Linked DNA regions of Homo sapiens: region 1 is linked to region 2. The links are chromatin contacts, found by Hi-C or POLR2A ChIA-PET in ENCODE. All regions are on one chromosome and are shown on one strand. Each heading gives the region's core, a stretch centred on a gene start or an enhancer-like site at or near the end of the contact. The rest is flanking DNA. Distances are from core to core; before and after follow the strand shown. Region 1 overlaps SLC22A23 (solute carrier family 22 member 23). Region 2 has its middle 30 kb from the start of PRP4K.

Evidence for each region. Hi-C counts contacts between places; a loop is a spot of excess contacts on that map. ChIA-PET counts read pairs that join two places held with the same protein, here RNA polymerase II (POLR2A). Pooled maps may share reads with other maps.
Region 1: a loop to region 2 is called in a pooled map, with 2.6 times the contacts of the local background. The contact joins two enhancer-like sites. A Hi-C loop is called at or near these places in 1 of 50 pooled maps. POLR2A ChIA-PET finds 5 or more read pairs at or near these places in 3 of 52 experiments (Caco-2, GM12878 and activated T-cell).

What each region holds. Positions count from the first base shown.
Region 1 is chr6:3,378,679-3,384,986 of GRCh38, forward strand. All of the region lies in intron 3 of SLC22A23 (solute carrier family 22 member 23), which reads right to left. Among named protein-coding and RNA genes, the nearest start is that of SLC22A23, 75 kb to the right of the region's middle. Within about 2 kb of position 4,978, at least 9 of the 41 ENCODE cell types and tissues checked have a DNase peak (open chromatin) inside an H3K27ac peak, as active enhancers do.
Region 2 is chr6:3,988,504-3,995,068 of GRCh38, forward strand. No RefSeq gene overlaps it. Among named protein-coding and RNA genes, the nearest start is that of PRP4K, 30 kb to the right of the region's middle. RefSeq lists an enhancer at 2,244-2,743. Within about 2 kb of position 2,433, at least 24 of the 41 ENCODE cell types and tissues checked have a DNase peak (open chromatin) inside an H3K27ac peak, as active enhancers do.

The DNA.
Region 1 (6,308 bases), core at 3,728-6,227, 610 kb before region 2:
TGGAGTTTTGCTCTTGTTGCCCAGGCTGGAGTGCAATGGCGTGATCTCGGCTCACTGCAACCTCCGCCTCCAGGGTTCAAGCGATTCTCTTGCCTCAGCCTCCTGAGTAGCTGGGATTACAGGCACCTGCCACCACACCCGGCTAATTTTTTGTATTTTTAGTAGAGATGGGGTTTCACCATGTTGGCCAGGCTGGTCTTGAACTCCTGATCTCAGGTGATCCACCTGCCTCAGCCTCCCAAAGTGCTGGGATTACAGGCTTGAGCCACCGCGCCTGGCCTCAGTGTCAGGTTTTAACATGAAGGAGGAGCTGAATCGTGGCCTGGGCTCTAAGTTGCAGGTCAGGCAAAACCTGTCTTTATGGGAGAGTTGTCTGGGCCTCCCTGCCAGCATGACACTTTTTGCCCTGTTTTCTCCACAGTGTAATTCTGGTGCCCTTAATGAGCTCTCTGGAGATTCTCTCCCATGGCTGGCCTGTCTCTGAGACAAGTTCTAGTCTCTGATGTTGAGTCTAGACCACAGCAACAATTCTAAAATGTCCTTCTCCTCCACCAAGGGGACTTCGGCTTCCCCCAATAAACATGCTCTTTCCTCTTGGCAAAAGTAGTTTAAAAACCTGCTGGATTTGGAGTTCTTTGAGGGAATGGTCTATCTTTTTAATGACTATCTATGAACTCAAAAAACCACCTAATGCTCCCTGATAAAGTTCAGAGTGTGCTTCTCATTGTCCAGAATGAGATGTGTATCTCCTGCTATGGAACGCTGTCACAGAACTATCGAACACCATGCAGCAAATTCAAGGCTTTACACTTGCAGGGCTTAGACAGGGGATTTGGGAGGTGTGCGAGGGTGGGCAGAGAGAAGGATAGACAGCGTTTTCCACGTGGTTTTGGATAGTTTAGCTTAGGTGAAAGAGAAAGGCAAACAAACATTTTGGGGACTGAAATGCTGCCATTTGTTCCTTTCCCCCAATACTAAAATTCTCCCACCAAGACTACCCTCGCTTCATATCACCTTGAACACAAGTTGAAAACCTAAACCTTTGCAGCATGTGCTTACGTAGAAACTTATGCAATTCAAACAGAAGTCATGCAGCTGGGACGGGCTCAGATTGCCTGATGACTACTCAACGAGCTGCCCTCAGCTCCCAGCAGGGGCTTCAAAGGGTTCCTGTGGTTTCATTTATTAGGGATGATAAATATTGTGCACACATTTCCCCAGTATCAGGGATCTTAGAACAGGATCAGTTTAAATCTTTGGAGAGAAAGGAGTGTGGATGCGTGTGTGTGTGTGTGTGTGCACGTGCGTGCATCTGTACACATGCCTGTGGGAGAGATAAAGAGAGGAAATGTGAGAACATAATGAGGGATGAGGGGGCTAGAGGGTGAAGAGTACAGAAATCCCAAACAATCTCTGTTAAAGACATAAATAATAGAATATGAATTCTAAGCCAGAGTAGCGCTTGATATCTGAACAACACTGACTCCATAGGGGTGAGTGGCTTACCCAAACTCAACAAGGTGAGCAGGCTTTAGAAACATTTAGATGAAAGCTTCAAACTGAAATGAATTGGTCTGGGTGAACAGGCATGATAGCCTTGACTATAACCCCTCCACTAACCTATCTTGACATAGTTAAGTAAGATAGTAGTATAAGGCTGAACTATTTCAAACCACAATAATAAGGAATTGGTAAGAAGAATATTCCAGGGAATAACTAATTTGGATGCATCAGCTAATAGTATTTCCATACATCTGAGTGGCCCAACAATGGCCTGACCAATGAATCAAACATTTATTGACATTATCATGAAACTAGGCATTCCGGTAGATTTAAATCAATATGTACAAAGTCCTGTGAAACCGGACTCTATTTTGGAACTTCCTATTTACTCTCTACAAAACTCTATACACCCAAAGTCAACACTAACATCCTTTCATGCTAGTACTAACTCACATTAAGTTATTAAAAAAAAAAATCAAGCTATTAGCAAGGACGGGGAAAACTGCAGTGAGTTTGTGTATCAGCCACAAGCTGTGTTGCACTGAAGTAACAACTTTTTAAAATCTCAGAGGCTGAAAATGCCAACAGCTTATTTCTTATTCACAATACATGCCTATTGAGGGCTGGTGGGTCTCTGCTTGTCATTGTCACGTGGGGATGCAGGCTGACGGAGCAGCTACCATTGTGAATGCTGCTGGCCGGCATCCAGGAGGCCTAGCAGGTCTCTTACAGGTAACTGAATGCTCCAGCCCAGAAGTGACAGGTCACTTCCACTCGCAGCTCATTGGTCAGGACCAGTCACAGGAATCTGCCTAACCTCATGGGCATTTTGAAATCTCTTCAACTTTTTGAAACTGCTTCAGAGATGCCTCGTATGTGAAGGCACTGACACCACGTCCTGGGTGCTTTGTGTCCTTAGGGGAATGGCTGATGTCTCTAGGCCACTTTCTGTGTCTCCTTCATCAGAGCCCGAGAACCATCAAAAGGACTAACTGAAGTCCCTTCCCGTGGCTATCTCTCTGCCAGGCATGGGGACACCACATCTCCCCAGCCTGCTGGGGCCTCTCTGTGGGGAGGTGAGGAAGAGAAGCCTGCCTTAGTGAGGTCCATCTGCCCATTAACCACAGCACTGTAGTACAGTGGGGGCTCAGCCATCTTCAACTTTATACTCTGATCTTTTTGGGGACCTTTCCCTAGGACACCTTTTGTCTATTCTGCCATAGGTTGGGCAGGATCAACTAACTACAGGACAGCAGAATGGGGCTGACTGAGTAGCCTCAGTGGTGAGGCGTTTCAGGACCAGTCCCCAATAAAAATTAACAACAGCCAGGCTTAAAATATCAGCACAGCCACTGTGATAAACCATGTCGCAGAGAAGAGTGGGGACTCTCCAGCCAGACACGCTGTGCTCCCAATCCCAGCTCTACAGCCTTCCAGCCAAGCAAGCCTGGCCCAGCGCCCTGCCTTCTCTCTGCTCCATTTACCATCTGTGCGAGGGGGACAGTAGTGGAATTTATTTCTTACAGGCTTATGGTGAGAATGGAATCAGGAGAAAAGAGCTAGAACAATGCCTGGCAGTGCACAGTAAAGTCCCTAGTTCCTTTTCTTATCAGCATCCTCTTGGCCTCCCTCAGCCACGCTCCTTTCAGACTCATTTGCTGCCACCATGAGCAAGACACACCCCTCACAATGATTTTGTGAGACAGGCATGCACCCTGCTTAAAGAATGAGAAGACTATGAGTGACCCAGATTCCCATCTGTCTGCCCCAGGCCCATGCTCTTTCCCTGCAATGTTCCGCCTCACTTACCCTGATGTCACGATGACAAGGGGGTCCACTTTAACATAAGGGGAATAACTCAGTGGAGGTGGATCCTCCACTTGTACTTAGAGCTCTTCAAGGATGCTGCTCTGCTCTCTCAGTTCAACAAAGATAAGTCAATATTTTCTCCATGAGAATCTATTCTGCATGCTTGACAGAGTGACAGGGTTGAGCCACCAACTCTTAGTCCTCAGTATGCACAGCCAGCCAGGCTCAAGCCTCAGATGCTGGAGATGAATCAGGGAAGAAAGTGTCAGATGAAGGACAGTGAGGTGAATAGCTAAACTCTGTCCCAGCCTAAAATTCAAATCTCATGGTAGTATTTTTAGTTGTGGCTTTGTAACGTAGTTTACAATGCATAACATACTGACCCTTAAGATGCACTTACGCCCTAGTCTGAAAATTGCTACCTTTCTCCCTCAACTTTTATTTTGCCTCAAGGCCTTATGAGGTATCACAAGCTCAGCTTTATCCTTGCCTGTACTATTAATAGACTGGGCGAGTCCCCCTGGGCTCTGTGATCAAAGTTTCCCATCTCTGACCTAGTAGCAACATTGTCCTTCCTTCCAACCAGGTGAGTCATCTACGACAGAGGTTGGCAAACTATAGCCTGTGGGACAAATTTGGCCCACTGCCTGCTTTTGTTAATAAAGCTTTATTGTAACACCCATTTGTTTACATATCATCTATGGCTGCTTTATGTTATGGTGGCAGGATTAAGTAGCTGTGGCAAAAAACATATGGCCTGCAAAGCCTAAAATATTTGCCATCTGGGACATTACAGAAAAAGTTTGTTGAGTCCTAGTCTAGTATTATAGCAAGGGAAGGTGTAGGGAGGAAAGAGCTCTTGCCAAAGAAGGGCATTGCTGCTGATTACTGATGGAATGATGGAATGGTAAACTCACTCATTGTTTACAGACAGACTCTCAGACCAAAGGGTATGCACTTCATTTAACAAACATTTTCTTATGCCAGATCCTAAGACATAACAACGAGCAAGATAAACTCCTTTTGGAGACTAAAATTGTGTGTTAGGGTGAAGATGGGGGTGTAAGGGAAAGAGAAGGAATAGAGAGATGTATAAAAGCAATGACAGCCCAAATGATAGCAGCATATTCAGACAGCAGAGAAACAAACAAATGATAAAGCTATAAAGATCAACACAGGCGGCATCTCAGAAATAATGCTGAGTGAAAGATAACGTATGGAGGAACACACACGGTATGATTTGACTTATTAAAAATGCAAAACTAAATGATGTACTGTTTATGCATACTAACAGATGAGGTAAAATAATAAAGAAAAGGGAACAAATAACACAAAATTCTGGCTGGTTTTTTCTCTGAGGGTGGGGCTGGGGAGGGACACCCAGGGTGCCTGAAAGGCACCAAAGCCGGGTAGTGAGTACATGAACGTGCACGGTGTAGAATCCTTTATAGCTGACATATATCTTATTAGTATTTTTATATCTACTCCGTGGTTAAATAAAACCAAACCATGTTGAACACAGAGTCAGTGTGACGAGCGCTATGATTCTGTGACTAGGACAGTGGAGAGTGCTACAGGCACACGGAGGAGGGGCCTCTGACTCTGATGTGAGGGGTCAGAAGAAAATCCCTAGAAAAAGTGGCGCCAACCTTATCTGAGGACTTTATGAGCAAACTTCACCCTGAGAAAAAGTCACAGGAGAGTGTTCTGGCGAAAGTCCAGTGATGACACAGATTGCAAGGTTTTCAAGGAACTGATACCAGCTCAGCAAAACAGGCAGAGCAAGTGAGGTGGGGGCGGGCGACGGGGCTGAGAGGGCCCCCTGAGGTCCTACTATGCGCCTGACCAGCCACAGAAAGCCTTTATTCTAAAAGCAATGAGAGCCTTTGAAGGATTTATGGTATGGAGTAAAGTGACATGATCAGAGCTGCCTTTTTACAAGATTCTTCTGGCTGTGGCAACATCAGCTTCCTCTGGTACCCTAAAGTCCCTCAGGTTTCTGCTGGGTTGAGACCGGTGCCAGCTCCCGGATGTCCGCAGTAATGATGTACACCCCTATTACTTGAGAAGAACAAAAACGGTGCCAGGCCAAAATTGCATGAGGTGCTTCATTATCATAGCAGATGCTTATAGACTGCTACAAGCAGGAGAAAACATTTTTGTATAAATTGACTTTTAGTACATTGAATTAAATATTCATGCACCTGTAGGGCTGCAATTGTAAAGACATCTCACAGTGAATCTTTGCAAAGTGGTTGCTCCTTCTCTAAAGTAAACAATCTCCTATCATACGTCTGCTTTATAAAAATAGGTTTTAATCTCAGACTCATGTTAAATAAGCATTTCTGTCTAAGAATGTTTCTTAATCCTTTAAAAGTATAGATAAGTAAAAATTACGAATGCTGTAAATACTTTATAAATACTTCTAAATCATATCAGTGGGAAAATCACTTAAAAAACACATTTTCCTGGTGGCAAGAATAAACATGGAGGTAGATAATGATACAAAGAAAATAAATCACGGAACAGAGCTGCCTTTTGGTTTCATCATCACACTACCTAGTTTGAACTTGAACCTTAATTACCAAATAATTACCACATTCTTTTTGCTTGTTATTTCTATTTTTAAAAATGTCAATAAAAACTTTTATTCATTAATGCTTATGGTAAGTTAAGCCAGAACCTCACAGATAGCCTCCAAAGAACACAGTGATTTTAAAAGTCCCCCAAATCATATGATCCAGCATTTCTACTTCTGGGTATAGTCCTTCAAGAACTGAAAGCAGGAACTCAAAAACACACACATGTGTTCACAGCAGCAGTATTCACAATAGCGAGAATGTGGAAGCAACCTAAGTGTGAATGGGTGAACAAAATGTGGCCTATCCATACGATATAATACGATCCCGCCTTAAAAAGGAAGGGGATTCTCATATCTGCTGCAACATGTCTGAACATGGAGGACATTATGCTCAGTGGAATAAGCCAGTCACAGA
Region 2 (6,565 bases), core at 1,183-3,682:
CTGGGTGAAGGTATAGCTGTTATAATATTCACCTTGTTAAACTCTTAATATATCTAACAACTTGTCTATAGATTTATTTTTGTTTTCCATTAAAATAGTCATAAATCACCCTCTTTTTCCAATATAGGAGAGTCCAAAGGATATTCAGAAGTAAAGGGGAAATGCTAATATTGTCCAGAAAGGTAGCTGAAAAGTGCACATTTATCTATCTCCTTTCCCCAAAATGCACGGAAATGAACCAAAAGTAAAGAGAAAACCATCTGTGTTGAAACTAGGAAATGAAAATAATCTCATACTGAAGACCCTGAAAATTACCTGCAAACTATAAGGGAATCTGGGCCAAGCAAAAGAACTGCAAGTTGGCAGCATTTATCTATTCTGAGTAGAATGCTAATTTCAAAACTAAGTGAGAAGGCTTAGAAGCACCATGCACACTTGAACAGAAGACTGAAGGCCCTCAAAAAAATGAAAAGCACCTAGCAGAGGAACATGTGTACATCAAGAGTATCAGAACCGAGTAGAAAGTGGGATTGCGAGATTAAGTCATCTTTATCCTTTCTGACCCAGAGTTCCAGTCAGGAACACTCCCCAGGATTATTGGGCCTGCTTCTGGGCCATGGTGGTGGCGAACAAGGCCAGTGTTTAAGAGGATATGCTCTAGTTTTAGGGAGAAAGTATTTGGAGACAGCATGTGAGACTATCCACAGTCTGTTATTACCCATGCAGTTTCGAAGGGTAACGAAATAATAAACTGCCAACACTAATCTCTCCAGCACAAGTTCTAAGGATACTAATGTAGCTCCTAAGTAACTAAAGAGAAAGATAAATCCACATTGTTCCTAGATAGCATTTATTGGATAGAATTTCCTTCCTCTTCCTCTCTTCCTTCTTCCTTTAAGAACTAGGTATTAAACACATGGTATGTACCAGGCATTGTGCTAGACACTGGGAATCCTCACACAAAACAGGGCCTAGTGGGGAAAATACAAGTTAAAGTCATACAAGTGTACTAAGTAAGATAAGAGAGATGTTCAGGGCGCTATACCAACATCTCATAGATAGCCTTATGGTAGTCCAGAAGCTTTCAAATGAATAATGAGGACTAAAGAGCCAACAAGGGACCTATGAATTAAGTACATCAAAAAATGGCAGTGGACATGAGCATGATAAACAAAAGCCAGTGAATGCTAAGCTTTGGAAGAATTATCTCAGGGAAGAGAAGACATAAATTATCAAAGTCTTACAAGTCTTTTGATGTGTAAGCCTTCTCTTGTGTTAAATCTGTAATTTCCCTTGGGGCATACAGGGATTTAACTCTAGCTACTGGTCTATATACAGTGGAAGTGGTTGGGGATGTATAGAGGAATATTTACTTGCTCTTACAATGTAACTTCCTCATATAAAAAAGTGTATTAGGGCCAGGCGCAGTGGCTCACTCCTGCAATCCCAGCACTTTGGGAGGCCAAGGAGGGCGAATCATAAGATCAGGAGTTCAAGACCAGCCTGGCCAACATGGTGAAACCCCATCTCTACTAAAAATACAAAAAATTAGCTGGCGGTAGTGGCAGGCGCCTGTAATCCCAGCTACTCGGGAGGCTGAGGCAGGAGAATTGCTTGAACCAGGGAGGCAGAGGTTGCAGTGAGACGAGATCGTGCCACTGCACTCCAGAGCCCGGCTGACAGAGTGAGACTCCATCTCAAAAAAAAAAAAAAAAAAAAAAAGTGTATCAATTTCTTATAGCTGCCGTAACCAAGTGGCTTAAACAACAGAAATGTATTGTTTCACAGTTCTGAAGGCTGGGAATCAAAGATCAAGGTGTTGGGGCAGGGTGGGCTCTTTCTGGGGGCTGTGAGGCAAGGATCCGTTTCAGGCCTCTGTCCTTGGCTTGTAGAAAGCCATTTTCTTCCTGTGTCCCTGTACATTTACGCATATCTCCATGTACAAGTTTCTCCTTTTTTTTTTTTTTTTTCAGACGGAGTCTCGCTCTGTCACCGGGCTGGAGTGCAGTGGCGCGATTTTGGCTCACTGCAAGCTCTGACTCCCTGGTTCAAGCGATTCTCCTGCCTCAGCATCCCGAGTAGCTGGGACTACAGGCACGCGCCACCACGCCCAGCTAATTTTTGTATTTTTAGTAGAGACAGGGTTTCACCATGTTGGCCAGGATGGTCTTATCTCCTGACCTCATGATCCGCCTGCCTGTGCCTCCCAAAGTGCTGGGATTGCAGACGTGAGCCACCGCGCCTGGACAGTTTCTCCTTTCTATAAGCACAGCAGTCATACCGGATTAGGGCGCCCATCCATAACCGTCACCAAACAGAGGGTTAGTTGCTTGCTGCCTGCGTAGTCCAATTAACAAGAGCGAGGTCTGGCATAAAGAAAGCGGTTTCTTCCGAAGCTAGCTTGGGGAAGAGTCGTGAACGTTAGTCCTGCCTTTACATGTGACGTTTTGCTCCCAGAGCAGAAAGTAGGCACTTATCCAAGGCCGGGGAAGGAGTGAGCAAGGGCGAGGGGTCCCCCTGCTGGCCCAGTGCCTTAACTACTGGGTAGCTGAGTTGGTGCCTTCCTGGGCAGAAGTTATAAAAGTGGCCAAGTGGGCGTGCTTTTGACATGCCCTCCTGGTGGGTGGGAGTTCCAAGGCAACCCCTCCTAGAGGGTGAAGGTTCTGAGGCAGGCATGCTTTGGGGGCATAAGCCGGGGGAAAGGGGAGAGGAGAAAATAATTAAAAAATAAACTGAAAAATGAGAGTACTCAGTTACATAATGAACTCATTTTAACTTGATTCCCTCTTTACAGACCTTATCCCTAAATAAGGCTATATTCTGTAAACCAAAAATAAAATCTTAAGATCCGTCAGCCATCTGAATGGACTCCTCCTCTCTGCCAGAGCATTCCAAAGTTAACCGGAAAAACTGGTTCAGGCCATGATGGAAATGGGGGGGTCAGACATGGCTCGTTATACCATCCCCACTTATGGAATTCAGAAAGAGCCAACCAGCATTTAACATCAACACAGAACTTATGTCTAATAAGAAACATTTAGTCTATTCTCTCTGAGGCATGCTATCTGGAGGCTTCATTTGCATAATTTAAAAGTTGGTCTCCACAACCCCTATCGAAACCCAGACATTCTATTGATAACTCTTTTAACCAATTGCCTATCAGAAAATTTTAAAATCTACCTATGACCTGGAACTGCCCCTCACCCTCCATCTTTGAGTTGTGACACCTTTCCAGACCAAATCAATGTATATCTTACATGTATTTGATTGATGTCTCATGTCTCCCTAAAATGTATAAAACTAGGCTATTCCCCAACCACCCTGGGCACATGTTCTCAGGATCTCGTGAGGGCTGTGTCATGGGCATTGGTCACTCATATTTGGCTCAGAATAAATCTCTTCAAATATTTTACAGAGTTTGACTCTTTTCATCAACAATTCTGAGGTGCTGGGGGTCAAGACTCCAACATATGAAATTCGTGAAGCAGGGGACACAATTCAACCCATAACAAGGAGTTACATGTTTTTAAAAGAGAGGTAAAGCACAAGAAAACATATTTGGTCTTTGTGCCAGTTCCAGGTACATGGCTTCTAAAACCCTTGGAATCTCCCGTGTGATAAGATTATCTTCTGTATGATAATGAGCTGACTGGTGCCTGGGGTTGCCTGGATGGCCTCAGGATGAGGGTGGATTGATAAAAGACCTAGGCATCTTTAGAGGCTGGAACTTCTAGCCCCACTCCCAATCTCTTGGGACGGAAAGTTGAGTTAATCACCAATGGCCAATAACTTAATCGATCCAAGTCCACACAACAAATCCTCCATAAAAACTCCTAAAGAACAGGGTTTGGAGAGCTTCCGGGTTGAAAACTTGGAGGTACTGAGGGCTGGTGCACCCACAGAGGGCGTAAAAGCTCTCTGCCCCTCTCCCTATATCTTCTCTTCTGCATTTTTTCCATTTGGCAGTTCCTCAGCAGTATCTTTTTTTTTTTTTTTTTTTTTTTTTTTTTGAGACAGGGTCCTACTCTGTTGCCCAGGCTGGAGTGCAGTGATAACATCATAGCTCACTGGAGACGCAAACTCCTGGGCTCAAGTAATCCTCCTGTTAGCAGTGGCAAATCCACGAGTCTGCAGCAACCTCAATTCTTGCCTCCTTAGGAGAAAGAATTCGTTCGACTGAAGGGCATAAGGCAGAGAGAGAGATGGAGGTAAGTTTTAGAGCAGGCGTGAAAGTTTATTAAAAAGTTTTAAAGCAGGAATCAAAGAATGTAAGGTACACTTGGAAGATAGCCAAGCAGGAGTCTTGAGGAGTTCAAGTGCCCAGTTTGACCTCTGACTTGGGGTTTCATATGCTGGTATTCTGCATGTGCGGTGGCCTGCCAGCACTTAGGAGGGGGCCAATGCACAGTGTGTTTACTGAAGTTGAACAAATGCACATTGAGGCGTTCTTTCCTACAAGTTGAATGTTCCTAGAGGAAGGTCATATACCCGTTAAACTCTGCCATTTTGCCTTTGAGTGCACATGCTTGAGCCCACTCACCCAACTCCTGAGATCATATTGGGAAGCTGCTAGTCACCAGTTTCAGGTGTTTTCTATCTGTTGGGAGACTGCCTTTCCCTAGCACTGGCTGCAACCAATTATTATTTTAAAGAGACAGTTAACAACCACCTGACCATCACCTGATGGTTGCCTAACATTCCTGGTGGTGGAAGGACCCTCTTCTGCCCTGCTCACGTCTAACTACCTGCTCTAATACTCCCACCTCAACCTCCCAAGTTACTGAGACTATAGGTGTGAGCCACCGTGCCAGGCCTGAGCTGTTATCTTTTATAATAAAATGAGAATAATCAGTGCTTCAGGGCTTTGCTGAGTTCTGTGAGGCATTCTAGCAAATTATAGAAACTGAGGGGAAGGGGCCATGGGAACCCCCAAATTTGTAGTCACCTGGGCAGAAATGTGGATCACCTGGGCACCCCATTTACAGCTGACATCTGAAGTAGGGAAGTATTGTGGGACTGAGCCTTTAACTTGTAGGGGTGGATGCTAACGCAGGCAGACAGTATCAGAATTTAATTGAATTATTGGACATCCGGTTGATGTCTAGAGAACTGGAGAAATGGCTGGTGTTAGAACGGACATCACACATTTGGTGTCAGGAGGAAAACACCCTCGGGAGGATTAAGAGGAAGGAAAGGCTTTGACAAGCAGAGGAGGCTCAAGGCATTGAGTTCAGAGTACTCCATGGAGTCAAGGAGGTCTCCGAATCCTCTGGAGTGTCCCCATCCTAATTCACAAAGTCTTGGTTTTTCCTGATTAGGACTTGCACTTACACGACCTGGTGACTAACCAACAGAGTAACTGAATAACCCTACAGATCAATTTTTGAGTTTGGTTTTCAGTTACTTCAGCCTTAGGGTTTTCTGGTATTCTTGGTTTTATTTTTAGAAATAAAAAAAAACAACATAGACTTGAAGGACTTCAATAGCACATAAGAAAAATAAGTTGAATCAAAAGGATGAGAAAGGATTGAAAAAGACTAGAACAATCTTTATCAGAGAATTATTAACCATGTTAAGGGCCAGGCGCGGTGGCTCACGCCTGTGATCCTAGCACTTTGGGAGGCTGAGACAGGCGGGTCACCTGAGGTCAGGAGTTCAAGACCAGACTGGCCAACATGGTGAAACCTCATCTCTACTAAAAATACAAAAATTAGCCAGGTGTAGTGGCAGGCGCCTGTAATCCCAGCTACTTGGGAGGCTGAGGCAGGAGAACCACTTGAGCCCAGGAGGCAGAGGTTGCAGTGAGCCAAGACTGTACCACTGCACTCCAGCCTGGGCAATAAGAGCAAAATTCCATGTCAAAAAAAAAAAAAAAGAGAGAGAGACAGAATTATTAACCATTTTAACAGAAAATCAGAATCTGTAGACATGATATTAGAAATAGTAAGAGGGTTTAACAAGGTGGACAGGTATAAGGTCGTTATACAAAAGTCAACTGCACTTCTTTATACCAGAAGGGAGTCCAGATATAGACTCAAATATACAGGGCATATAAGTGTATGATAAAGGTGTCATCTCAAATTATGGGAAAAAGATTATTCAGTAAAGGTGTTGGGACCTTTGGGGAAAAAAATATACATCTGAATCATACATAAATTGCTGTCAGATATACCAAAGACTTAAAAAGAAATGAAATATAAAAGTATTATAAGAAAGAAAATTGTATCACATGGGGCTAGGGAAGGGCTTTATAATCATGGCGGAAAACCTAGACACCATATGGAATGATTAACAATTTAAAACTTCATTATAACATAACAAACAAAATCAAAGCAAAAACCCTCCACAAAGTTAAGAGATAAAAGACAATCCAAGAGGTGGGGGATTATCATAGTTTGTGATGTGCCTTTTATTGTGATTGAGCTCTGTTTGAATGCCACTTCTAAAACTGTGGAGCGGGCACAGTGGCTCGTGGCTGTAATCCCAGCACTTTGGGAGGCTGAGGCGGGCAGATCACTTGAGCTCAGGAATTCAAGACCAGGCCTGGGCAACATGGTGAAACCCT